2 separate regions of the Homo sapiens genome follow, and region 1 is linked to region 2. Evidence: read pairs that join two places in POLR2A ChIA-PET (ENCODE). Cell type or tissue: B cell. All regions are shown on one strand. Links, peaks and the distances in the headings refer to the core of each region. The heading gives the core; the rest is flanking DNA.

The links. ChIA-PET counts read pairs that join two places held together with the same protein. Peaks named below come from ENCODE experiments on the same cell type or tissue, not always from the same donor. Only the 100,000 strongest peaks of a DNase experiment are listed, where the experiment ranks them.
Region 1: POLR2A ChIA-PET joins it to region 2 with 12 read pairs; 12 of 35 experiments call an interaction of 5 or more read pairs at or near these places.

The regions. Positions count from the first base shown.
Region 1 is chr16:68,267,055-68,272,420 of GRCh38, reverse strand. The region is part of intron 2 of SLC7A6 (solute carrier family 7 member 6); the gene reads right to left. Among named protein-coding and RNA genes, the nearest start is that of SLC7A6, 5.2 kb to the right of the region's middle. In B cell, for the core only: no CTCF peak of the experiment used is centred there; a DNase peak (open chromatin) is centred at 2,950; H3K27ac peaks cover 3,178 bases.
Region 2 is chr16:68,345,899-68,351,264 of GRCh38, reverse strand. It overlaps PRMT7 (protein arginine methyltransferase 7), which reads right to left. Exons shown (of 19, transcript NM_019023.5): 11 at 4,985-5,120; 12 at 3,971-4,054; 13 at 3,587-3,634; 14 at 2,834-2,923. Among named protein-coding and RNA genes, the nearest start is that of PRMT7, 38 kb to the right of the region's middle. RefSeq lists an enhancer at 2,061-2,561. In B cell, for the core only: no CTCF peak of the experiment used is centred there; no DNase peak of the experiment used is centred there.

The sequences.
Region 1 (5,366 bases), core at 130-5,129, 79 kb after region 2:
GTCTCACTTTGTCACCCAGGCTGGAGTGCAATCATGCAATCATAGCTCACTGCAGCCTCCAACTCCTAGGCTCAAGCAGTCCTCTATCTCGGCCTCATGAGTAGCTAGGACTAAAGGTGCTTGCCACCATGCCCAGCTATTTATTTATGTATTTTTTTTTTAATTTGTCTGTAGAGACAGTGTTTCACTACATTGCCCAGGCTGGTCTTGAACTCCTGGCCTCAACTGATCCTCCTACCTTGGCCTCCTGAAGTGCTGAAATTACAGGTGTGAGCCACCATGCCAGGCTTCTTTATCTTCATTCAGTAACAAAATGCATGCTGGGCGCAGTGGCTCACGCCTGTAATCCCAGCACTTTGGGAGGCTGAGGCAGGCAGATCATAAGGCCAAGAGATTGAGACCATCCTGGCCAACATGGTGAAACCCGGTCTCTAATAAAAATACAAAAAAATTTAGCTGGGCGTGGTGGCATGCACTTGTAGTCCCAGCTACTCAGGAGGCTGAGGCAGGAGAATCACCTGAACCTGGGAGGCGGAGGTTGCAGTGAGCCAAGATAGCGCCACTGCACTCCAGTCTGGTGACAGAGCAAGACTCTGTCTCAAAAAAAAAAAGAAAAGAAAAATGCAATTGTTATCAAGAGCCTGTCCTTGGCAAAAGTAGTTAAAGTTCCTACCTCTTTGCTAAACACCCAAGAGCAAAATTGTGATGTAACCCTAGCAGCTCCCAAGAGCACATGACTAAGTCCCAGGCTGGCTTGGCTACACATACAACCCCAGGGCCATCCCTTACCTTCTCTCCATATCTAAACTTCACCTTGGCAGGGCACAGTGGTGCACACCTGTGATCCCAGCACTTTGGGAGGCCAAAGCAGGTGGATCACTTGAGCCCAGGAGACCAGCCTGGGCAATGGCAAAACCCTGTCTACACCAAAAAACTACAAAAGTTAGCTGGGCATGGTGGCATGGCACACACCTGTAGTCTTAGTTACTCAGGAGGCTGAAGTGGGAGGATCACCTGAGCCCAAGAAGGTTGAGGCTGCAGTGAGCCATGATCACACCATTGCACTCCCGCCTGGGTGACAGAGACCCTGTCTCAAAAAACAAACAACAAAAAGCACAAATAAAATGGGAGCAGACATGATGACTCACGCCTATAATCCTAGTATTTTGGGAGACCAAGGCCAGAGGATTGCCTGAAGCCAGGAGTTCAGGAGTAGCCTGGGCAACATAGGGAGGTTCCGTCTCTATAAAAAAATGAAATAAGAAAAAACTAGGCCAGGCACAGTGGTCCACACCTGTAATCCACCACTTTGGGAGGCTGAGGCAAGAGGATTGCTTGAGCCCAGGAGTCCGAGACCAGCCTGGACAACACAGCAAGACCCCATCTCTACAAAAAATACAAAAATTAGCCAGGCACGGTGGCACATGCCAGCTACTTGGGAGGCCAAGGTGGGAGTATTTCTTGAGCCAAGGAGGTCAGGGCTGCGGTAAGCCATTATCATGCCACTGCATTCCAGCCTGGGCAACAGAGCAAGACTGTTTCAAAAAAAAAAAAAAAAATCCAATATAAAATGGAAAGTCCTCAACTTCCAGCTTCCACTCAGGATGGATAGCACATTCCCACTCCAGTGACAAACAACAATTTTTCTTGGAGCCATCAGAAAGCTGAAGTTACAGGGCAACCAACTAGATTGAAACTGATGGAAAGACAGCCACCTCCAGGGAGATAGAGAGATACAAGGTCTGGCTCACCTGTGGCAGTGGGAGAAAGATGAGACCACCATTTAGGTGAGTCAGAAGAATTCAAGTAAATTTTTTTAAAAATTACCAAATGTCAAGTGTGGGTTAGTAAGAGCCACAGACACTCAGGTTTTTTCCATAGACCTCAGTGGTTACTCAGAAGAAATACTGGGCAAGTAACCTGAGAAAACCGCTCTTGGTAGTGCTGGCTTATGGGAGGGAAAATACAAAGGCCAACCTATACCCTTCTCCTCTAAAGAATAAAAACCATAAACCCCTGGGAAAGGGCAGCAAACTCTGTCACTCCTGAGGCAGCTGGGGCAGGATAAAAGAAAAAAAAAACCTCTATGCCTGGAGGAGGGGTAGGAAATTCTGGGCAAGACCACCGGAGGTGTCTTTCTCCTGGGAAAAGGGCAGGAGCACCCAGAAAGATCCACTCCCAAGACCCAGGGAAACAAACAGGGCCTGCTTAAGACTGAGGCTGAACCAGACAACAGAGAAATCCCTACTCCCTACCACCAGGTTAGCAAGCACCCAGGAACAAGCAACAGTAGTCTACCACTGAGACTGTGCACTGAGGCATAGGTGCACAGAGAAATCCTAAAGCTGAGGGTGGCTGGACGCAGTGGCTTACACCTGTAATCTCAGCTACTCTGGAGGCTAAGGCTGGAGGAACTTGAGGCCAAGAGTTCGAGACTAGCCTGGGCAACATAGCAAGACCCCATCTCTACAAAAAAAAATTAAAAAGTAGCCAGGCATGATGGCACACGCCTATAGCCCCAGCTATTTACTCAGAAAGCTAAGAGGTAAGTTTGAGTTCAGGAGTTGGGAGGCTGCAGTGAACCATGATGGCACTACGGGCACTCCAGCCTTGGTGACAGAGTGAGATGACCGAGTGAGACCTTTTTTCTTTCTTTTTTTTTTTTTTGAGACAGAGTCTTGCTTTGTCACGCAGGCTGCAGTGCAGTGGTACAATCTTGGCTCACTGTAACCTCCACCTCCTGGGTTCGAGGGATTCTCCTGCCTCAGCCTCCCAAGTAGCTGGGACTACAGGTGTGCACTACCATGCCTGGCTAATAAACTGAGGGTATGGATGGAGGATAACCACTGAGAAAAAGCCTCCCTCCTGCAAACCAACCGTAAGCTGGCAAGGAAACATGAGAAGAATTTGAAGTCATTGGTGCACCTAACGTAACCATAGCAACAATAACACCCAAACACTACTGTCTCCTGACTAGGAGTTCAAACTCCCATACAAACAGTCTAGCAAAGAAGAGCTGTACCCAGTTCCCAAAATAAATACTATATACCTCAGTCTCTACTGTTCCACACACGGTATCTGGCAATCAGTAACAAGTTACAAGCAACATAAAAAAAGCAAGAAAAACAACCCACTATCAAGAGGAAAAGTAATCAATAGGACCATATTGAGAGATGACCCAGATAATGGAAACATCAAACAAGGAATTTAAAATAATTGTGTTTGATACATTTAAGGTTCTACTGAAAAAGTTGAACAGCATGCAGAAACAAATGTGGAACTTTAGCAGTGAGATGAAAACCAAAAGGGTCAAAATGGAGAAAGTGAAAAAATAGAACAGAACATCAACCTGTGGGGCAATATCAAATAGCCTAGGTAAATATTTTTTAATACGTATTTTTGCTCTTTTTTTTTTTAGACGGAGTTTCGCTCGTTGCCCACGCTGGAGTGCAATGACGCGATCTTGGCTCACTGCAACCTCCGCCTCCTGGGTTCAAGCTATTCTCCTGCCTCAGCTTTCCGAGTAGCTGGGATTACAGGCATGCGCCACCACACCCAGCTAATTTTTTGTATTTAGTAGAGACGGGGTTTCACCATATTGGTCAGGCTGGTCTCGGACTCCTGGGACCTCAGGTGATCCGCCTGCCTCGGCTTCCCAAAGTGCTGGGATTACAGGCGTGAGCCACCACACCCAGCCAACAAAAAAATTTTTAAAAATTTTAAATTCCTGCAGTCTCCTGCAGCAGGTAATAAAGGAATTTAACAGACTACCAAAATTTCCCCATGAAAATTTAACCACGAAACTGCCACAAGCAATTTTTGGAATAAATGAATTTATCACAATTCAATTACATCAGAAAACGGGATGAAAGGGGGGAAAAGCTCGATTACAAAGGAAGTTTTACAAAGTGGATTTGAAACCAAAATTTTTGTAATGACTAAAGGAAAAAATGCTATTGAGAATGTTTGGAAAAACTCAAAACCATTTTTACTGTGTACTCTCACACCACAATAATCAACACAGAAGAGTTCTGTGACCAAATGCCGGAGGGGGAGGGTTCCCCACTAACAAGCAATCATTTCTCCCCAGGGACACCAGCTGAGTGTCCTCCAGTTCAATCCCAACACTATCTACCTGGAGACAGCATCAGATCCCACAGCAGAAGGGCTCAGTTCCACAAGACTGCCCCTCCCCAACAGGATACCTGGCACAAATCCAAGCCTCCTGAACTTCTGACCGAACTGTTTCAAGTTGGGGCTCCCAAGACTCCTCTTTCAGTTCAATTAATTTGCTAGAGCGGCTCACAGAACTCAGAGAAACACTTACTTACCTTTACTTGTATATTATAAAGGCTATTACAAAGGATACAGATGAAGAGGTTTGCAGAGCCACATATGGGGGAAGGGTCACAGACTTTCCTTGTCCTCCCAGGGAGAAGTACCATCCAGGAACCTCCACATGTCCAGCTATCCGGAAGCTCCCCAAACCCCCAGCCTCTTGGGTTTTTATAGAGGCTTCATTACATAGGCATGAGTGATTAAGCCACTGGCCATTAGTGATCAACTTAACCTCACCCTCCTCCTTTCTCCCCTCCCCGGAGGTTGGGGGTAGGGCTCAAAGTCCCAACCCTCTAATCCTGACTTGGTCTTTCCAGTGACCAGCCCCCATCCTGAAGCTTTCTAGGGGCTGCCAGCCACCAGCCATCAGCATACAAAAAGACATTACTTTGATCTTTCTAAGTATTTTAGGAGTTGTATGCTAGGAAACGGGCTGAAGACCAAAAAATATTTTGCTATATCACAGAGAAATACATCAAAATCTTTTTATTCCCCCCTCTGGTTGAATCAAAATCTTAACTATGGTGAAAACACAGAGGACTTTTTCTTATAAAACTCTCTGAGTTATGGCCAGGCGCGGTGTCTCACACCTGTAATCCCAGCATTTTGGGAGGCTGAGGCGGGTGGATCGCCTGAGGTCAGGAGTTCGGGACCAGCCTGGCCAACATAGTGAAACCCTATCTCTGCTAAAAATACAAAAAATTGTCCGGGCATGGTGGTGGGCACCTGTAATCCCAGTTACTCGGGAGGTTGAGGCATGAGAATCACTTGAACCCGGGAGGTGGAGGTTACAGTGAGCCAAGATCGCACCATTGCACTCCGCCAGGGCAATGAGAGCGAAACTCCTTCTCAAAAAAAAAAAAAAAAAAAAAAAAATCCACCACAATTGGGAGGCTGAGACGGGCAGATTGCCTGAGCTCAGGAGTTCGTGACCAGCCTGGCCAACATGGTAAAGCCCCGTCTCTACTAAAAATACAATAATTAGCTGGGCATGGTGGCGGGCGCCTGTAATCCCAGCTACTTGGGAG
Region 2 (5,366 bases), core at 235-5,234:
ACCAAAGTGGGGCCAGTCAGAGATGATGGAGATGCAGCAGGAAATGCTGGCAGACAGAAGGGGCTGCCCTGAGTGCTTCCTCGCCTCCCCACACAGCATCAGGAACATGGCAAGAACGCCCGCTCCCACCACTCCAATTCAATGTGACCCCGGTCTACCGGTACACCACACAGTGGCTTTCAGAATCATCTCCTATGCCCTCATCTATGAGGGAGAAAAAAGGCGACTTGTGGATGAATATTTATAGCAGCATTACTCACAACAGCCCAAAAGTAGGAGCCACCCAAATGTCCATCAGCTGAGAAACAGATAAATAACATGGTCTATCCACACAATGGAATCTTATTCAGCAAGAAAGAGAAATGAGGTATTGATTCAGGCTACGACATGGATGAGCCCGAAAACATGAAGCCACATGAGAGGCCAGCCACGAAAGACCACACACTTGTCTGATTCCATTCACACAAGATGCCCAGAATGGGCAAGCTAAAGACAGAAAGGAGAAGAGTGGGTGCCCAGGGCTGGGGGACTGCGGACAAATGGTGCATGACTGCCAATGGGTAATGAAAGGGTTCTTAAACTGATGTGGTGATGGTTACACAACCTTATGAATATACAAAAATCACTGAGTGAATCGTAAGGTATGTGAATTATATCTCAATAAAACTGTTATTTTTTTAAATGGGCAAAAGGCTTGAATAGACATTTCACCAAGCAAGACAAGCACACGAAATGATGTTCACCATCATCAGTCATTGGGCAAATACAAATTAAAACTATGTGGAGACATCACCACACTCCCATTAATATGGTTATGCTAAAAAAAAAAAGCCAATGCCAGGTGCTGGTGAGGATCCGAGAACCTGGACCCTCAGATGTTACCGATGGGGATGTCAAAAGGACAGCCACTTCAACCAACAGTTCAGCAGCTTCTTAAAAAGTCGATCGTAACTACCACATGACCCAGCAATCCACACCAAGGCATCTGCATAAGAGACTGAGGACATACATCCTCTCTAAGACCAGTGAATCCATGTTCACAGAAGCCTTATTCAAAGTGGCCAAAAACTGGACACAATCCAAACGTCCATAAGCACATGAATGGATAGCCACACCGTGGAATGCTACACAGCCTTCAAAAGAACGAAATGGGTGAATCTCAAAGACATTATGCTCAGCGAAAGGAGCCAGACTCACAAGACCACACACTGCGTACCTCACTTTTGAGATATGCCAGAAGAGGCACATACTGGAGACACAAACCAGACCAGTGGCTGCCAGGCCTGGGGCATGGGGATGCAGACTATCAACAGGCTCCCAGGAATTTGGGAGGTAACAGAAATGTTCTCTTTTCATTCCCATTTTTTTTAGAGACAAGGTATCACTCTGTCAGCCATGCTGTAGTGCTCTGCCACAAGCACGGCTCCCTGCAGCCTCCAACTCCTGGGCTCAGGCGATCCTCCCACCTCACCCACCTCAGCCTCCTGGGACTACAGGCACGTGCCACCACACTCGGTTAATTTTTTTTGTTTTTATAGAGACAGGGTCTCCCTATGTTACTCAGATTGGTCTTGAACTCCTGGGTCCAAGCGATCCTCCCACCTTGGCCTTCCGAAGTTCTGGGATTACAGACATGTGCCACCATGTCGGGCCTGGAAATGTTCTAAATGAGACTGGGTGACGGCTAACTCCATATATTTACTTAAAAAAATCACTCAACTGTACAATTGAAATGCATTAATTTTGTGGTATGTCAACTACATCTCAATAAAGCTGTTATTTAAAAAAAGACTGGCAGGAAAGATGAAAGATGATAGCTCCGCGTTGGGTGAGTCCAGTTTGTGGCATATTCAAGGAAAGGTGACAGGATGGCAGCTGGACATGAGATTTGAATCCAAAATAGTAAAGAGTGAAGGCCGGCTCTGATGGTCACTGATTCACACATGAGAAGGAACGTGATTACCAGAGAGGATGCAGTAGGGGAAGCGGGGGACACGGGGAGAGTGCCACGGAGCAGTGCAAGGTAAGGAGCAGCCAGGAAGGTGAGGGGAAAGCGACCTCCCCAGCACAGGCAGAAGTCCCGGGTCACAAGGACAAGCGGGTAGAGCAGATGAAGCCTGCAGGGAGACCGTGGGAGTAACGACGAGGTTGCTGGCAGAAGCAGTTTCAGGGCCCGGAAGCCTGACTGCAGCAGGAAGCCGTGGACGGGGAATGAAGACAGGAGTGCGGTGGAGAGGAAAGGACATGCTCTGCTCCTAGGAACCCCAAGAGAGCTGCTCTGTCCTGACCTGAAGGAGCAGAGATGAGGCTGAGCTAAGAGCAGTACAGCCAGGTGTGGTGGCTCATGCCTGTAACCCCGACACTTTGGGAGGCTGAGACTGGCAGATCGCATGAGCCCAGGAGTTCAAGACCAGCCTGGGCCACATGATGAAACGCTGACTCTACAAAAAATACAAAAATTAGCCAGGCATAATGGCACATGCCTACAGTCCCAGCTACTCGGGAGAGGTGGGAGGATCGCTTGAGGCTGGAAGGTCGAGGCTGCAGTAAGCCAAGATCGTGCCACTGCACTCCAGCCTGGACGACAGCGCGAGACCCCATTTTCAAAAAAAAAAAAAAAAAAAAAAAAAAAAGAGCAGTGCAACCATCTGCTCACCGGGCAGCTCCATGAAAGCTTCACCACACCCTTGATGGTGGGAGCTCGTAGGAGGTAAGGTTGCATGTGGAGGACCCACTGTGAGACTCCAGGGACAGGGTGGGGCCTGGGCTACTTCAGTGCCGTGCTGACCACCCTAACACAGCCCAGCGTGGCCAAAAGGCTCCCGCTACTCACCTTTCTGCCCTGTAGGTCCTCATTTGTTAATAATTCCGGCCGTTTCTCTATGATGTTAATTTTATCTTCCAAGTGGTTAGCCTTGAAGATCTTAGAAAGAAAACCGTAAAATTACTGTATTCATACTAAAGTATTGTGTTTGTCAGGAAAAAAAAATCTCTCAAAGTTGCATTCTCCGCTTTGAATTTTCCGGCAAATGGTTCTGGAACACCACTTTTATCTGCTTTGTGGAAAAATCCTCTCCTTGGGGGGCATCCTATAGACCACGGATGAGATCAGGAGCACAATGTGATAAAAGCAAAAGAAATTTCTCCCGCATGTGCACACCAGGACTCAGTGCGAGCCTGCAGTTCTGGTGAAGGGAGTTCCCCTTTGGAGAGGAAATCAAACCAGTTACTGGCCAGGGAGAGAAATGCCATCTCCCATCAGGCTGTGAGCACTGGCTCCCTCAGCACTGATGTCCCAGAAACACATCCTACATTTAATTCTACCGCAACAGTAGCTTATGTGAAGTGAGGAAAAAAGCCTAAACTTCTTCAGACACAAAAAAACAAAGCAGAGTGCAAATGCCTGCCTCTATTTCAGTGACAGCTCCCAAGGCCTCTGGCTGCTCTCCAGGCAGCAACCAAGACAACACAGGGGTGCAAGCGAGCCACCACTCCTTTGTTCCCCTGGGGCCAATGCCACTTCAAAGCCATCAACCCAGACCCCACAGGTCCTCTCACTATTTCAGCAACAACAATTCTCACTTACTTTTCTCAACAGTTTGTGAGAAGCTGCTGAACTCTCGACTGTAAACACCTAGAGGGAACACCACGCTATTAGTTGTAAGATATTCACTTAACAGAGAAGAAATTAAAGATTAAAATGCGACAAGACCATCCTAAGACAGAGGACACACCTGAACAACCCTCCCTGCCCTCATTCCCTCCCTGGGGCAGCCTGAACACCAGCTCTGAGGCCTGACGCCTGCCTGCACGCACAGGCAATAAACCCCCCAGCCCCTGACCCGAGCATGCTGTGCCCACAACAGTGGCCTTTGCAAAGAGCCTTGATCACAGAATTGTGCACCCGGACCACGCAATGCTCTAACTCACAAGCCCACATCAGGAGGCTGACAAGGGTGCATGTCAGTACCTGCTCCACCCCCAGGTGATGGGCCAGCACGGAGAGCAGGCTGCCATCGCTGACACACAGGCACACGCTGTCTGGCTTCAGCACCTGCGGGGAACAGGCAAGCTCAGCACAGGGCTTCCTCCAGTTTGCCAGAAGATTCCTGCTGGCAAGCTGTCAGAAATACTTCCCTTCTCACTCCACTTGCCCAGACCTCAGACCATCCCCCTGCGTCCTCATGCAGTAACCACCCCCAGCCACAAACATGCCCGCCTTGCTCACATCTCCCCACCTGTCCCCAGTGTCAGGAAAGACACCCCTCAACCCAGCCTAGAGGCCCCGCTGAAGGCCTGCACCACCTGCAGGCCACCTTCCAGTCCATGACAACAGGCTTCTTCCCTGTCTGGTTAGAGCACAGACAGCTGAGAGCCTCCAAGGCTTGAGTGTTCACAATTGACTGCCCAAAGGCAAGGATGCCTTTCTGGGTGACAGACCCCTCTGAGAGAAACTCAGGATGGCTTGGATCCTCCCCCCATCCCCCAAAATGCACACATTCACACCTATTTCTGTACACACCCCCAAGGGCCTCAAGAGACCCTCCCTCTAAGCCCCATCTGTAATCCCCAAGCCGAGTCCCCTGCTACAGGTAGCAGGGAGCAAAGGTTTTCAGGCAGGAGAGCGACATGATCAGATTTACATCTTAGAAAATTTTAGAAAGGTGACAACACATGAAAAGAGGGGGTGGCCTAATCCACCGTGACCACCCACAGCAATGACTGTGTCTGACAAGGCAAAGGTGTCCAGCAGGAGCCCAGCCAGAGGCTCTCCCAGTAGAGCAGAGAGCAAGCCCTCAGGAAGTCCAGCCCCAGGCTCTCCCGCTTTCTGCTCCAGTGCCCACCCAGGAGGCGCTCGCTGAAGCCACTCATAGACAAGAGGACACAGGAAAGAAACAGCAAATCATAAGCAAAGTGCTGGGGTTCATGGGACAAACTTCTTTCTCCCTTTTCCCCACAACAAGCCAAGGGGCTGGACACTTACGGTCCTCAGAGCCTGGACGTATCGATCAGTTCTGTCCTGGTCATTGATCTCTCCAAACCGAGGCCGGTTCCAGAGCAGGTGAGCCTGGCAGTCACACACGGGGCGCATCTGGCGGACTCTCTCATTCTTTTCAGGGCTAGGCCAGGAGATGAACAAACAGACGTGGGCTGTGAGCGCCTCCACAGGTCTCCAGAGGGCATGAATCTGGACACTGGTCTCCAGTAGGCATGAGGGCTTAGAGCACCCGCTAATTCCAGACTTTTCCTACGCATCTGCTCTAAACAGATTCCAGCAACCCATGACAGCCTCTCCTGGGTACACACGAATGGGCACTGACACACTGGTCACAAATCTTTGTTCTTATGTTATTCTGTCCAGACAC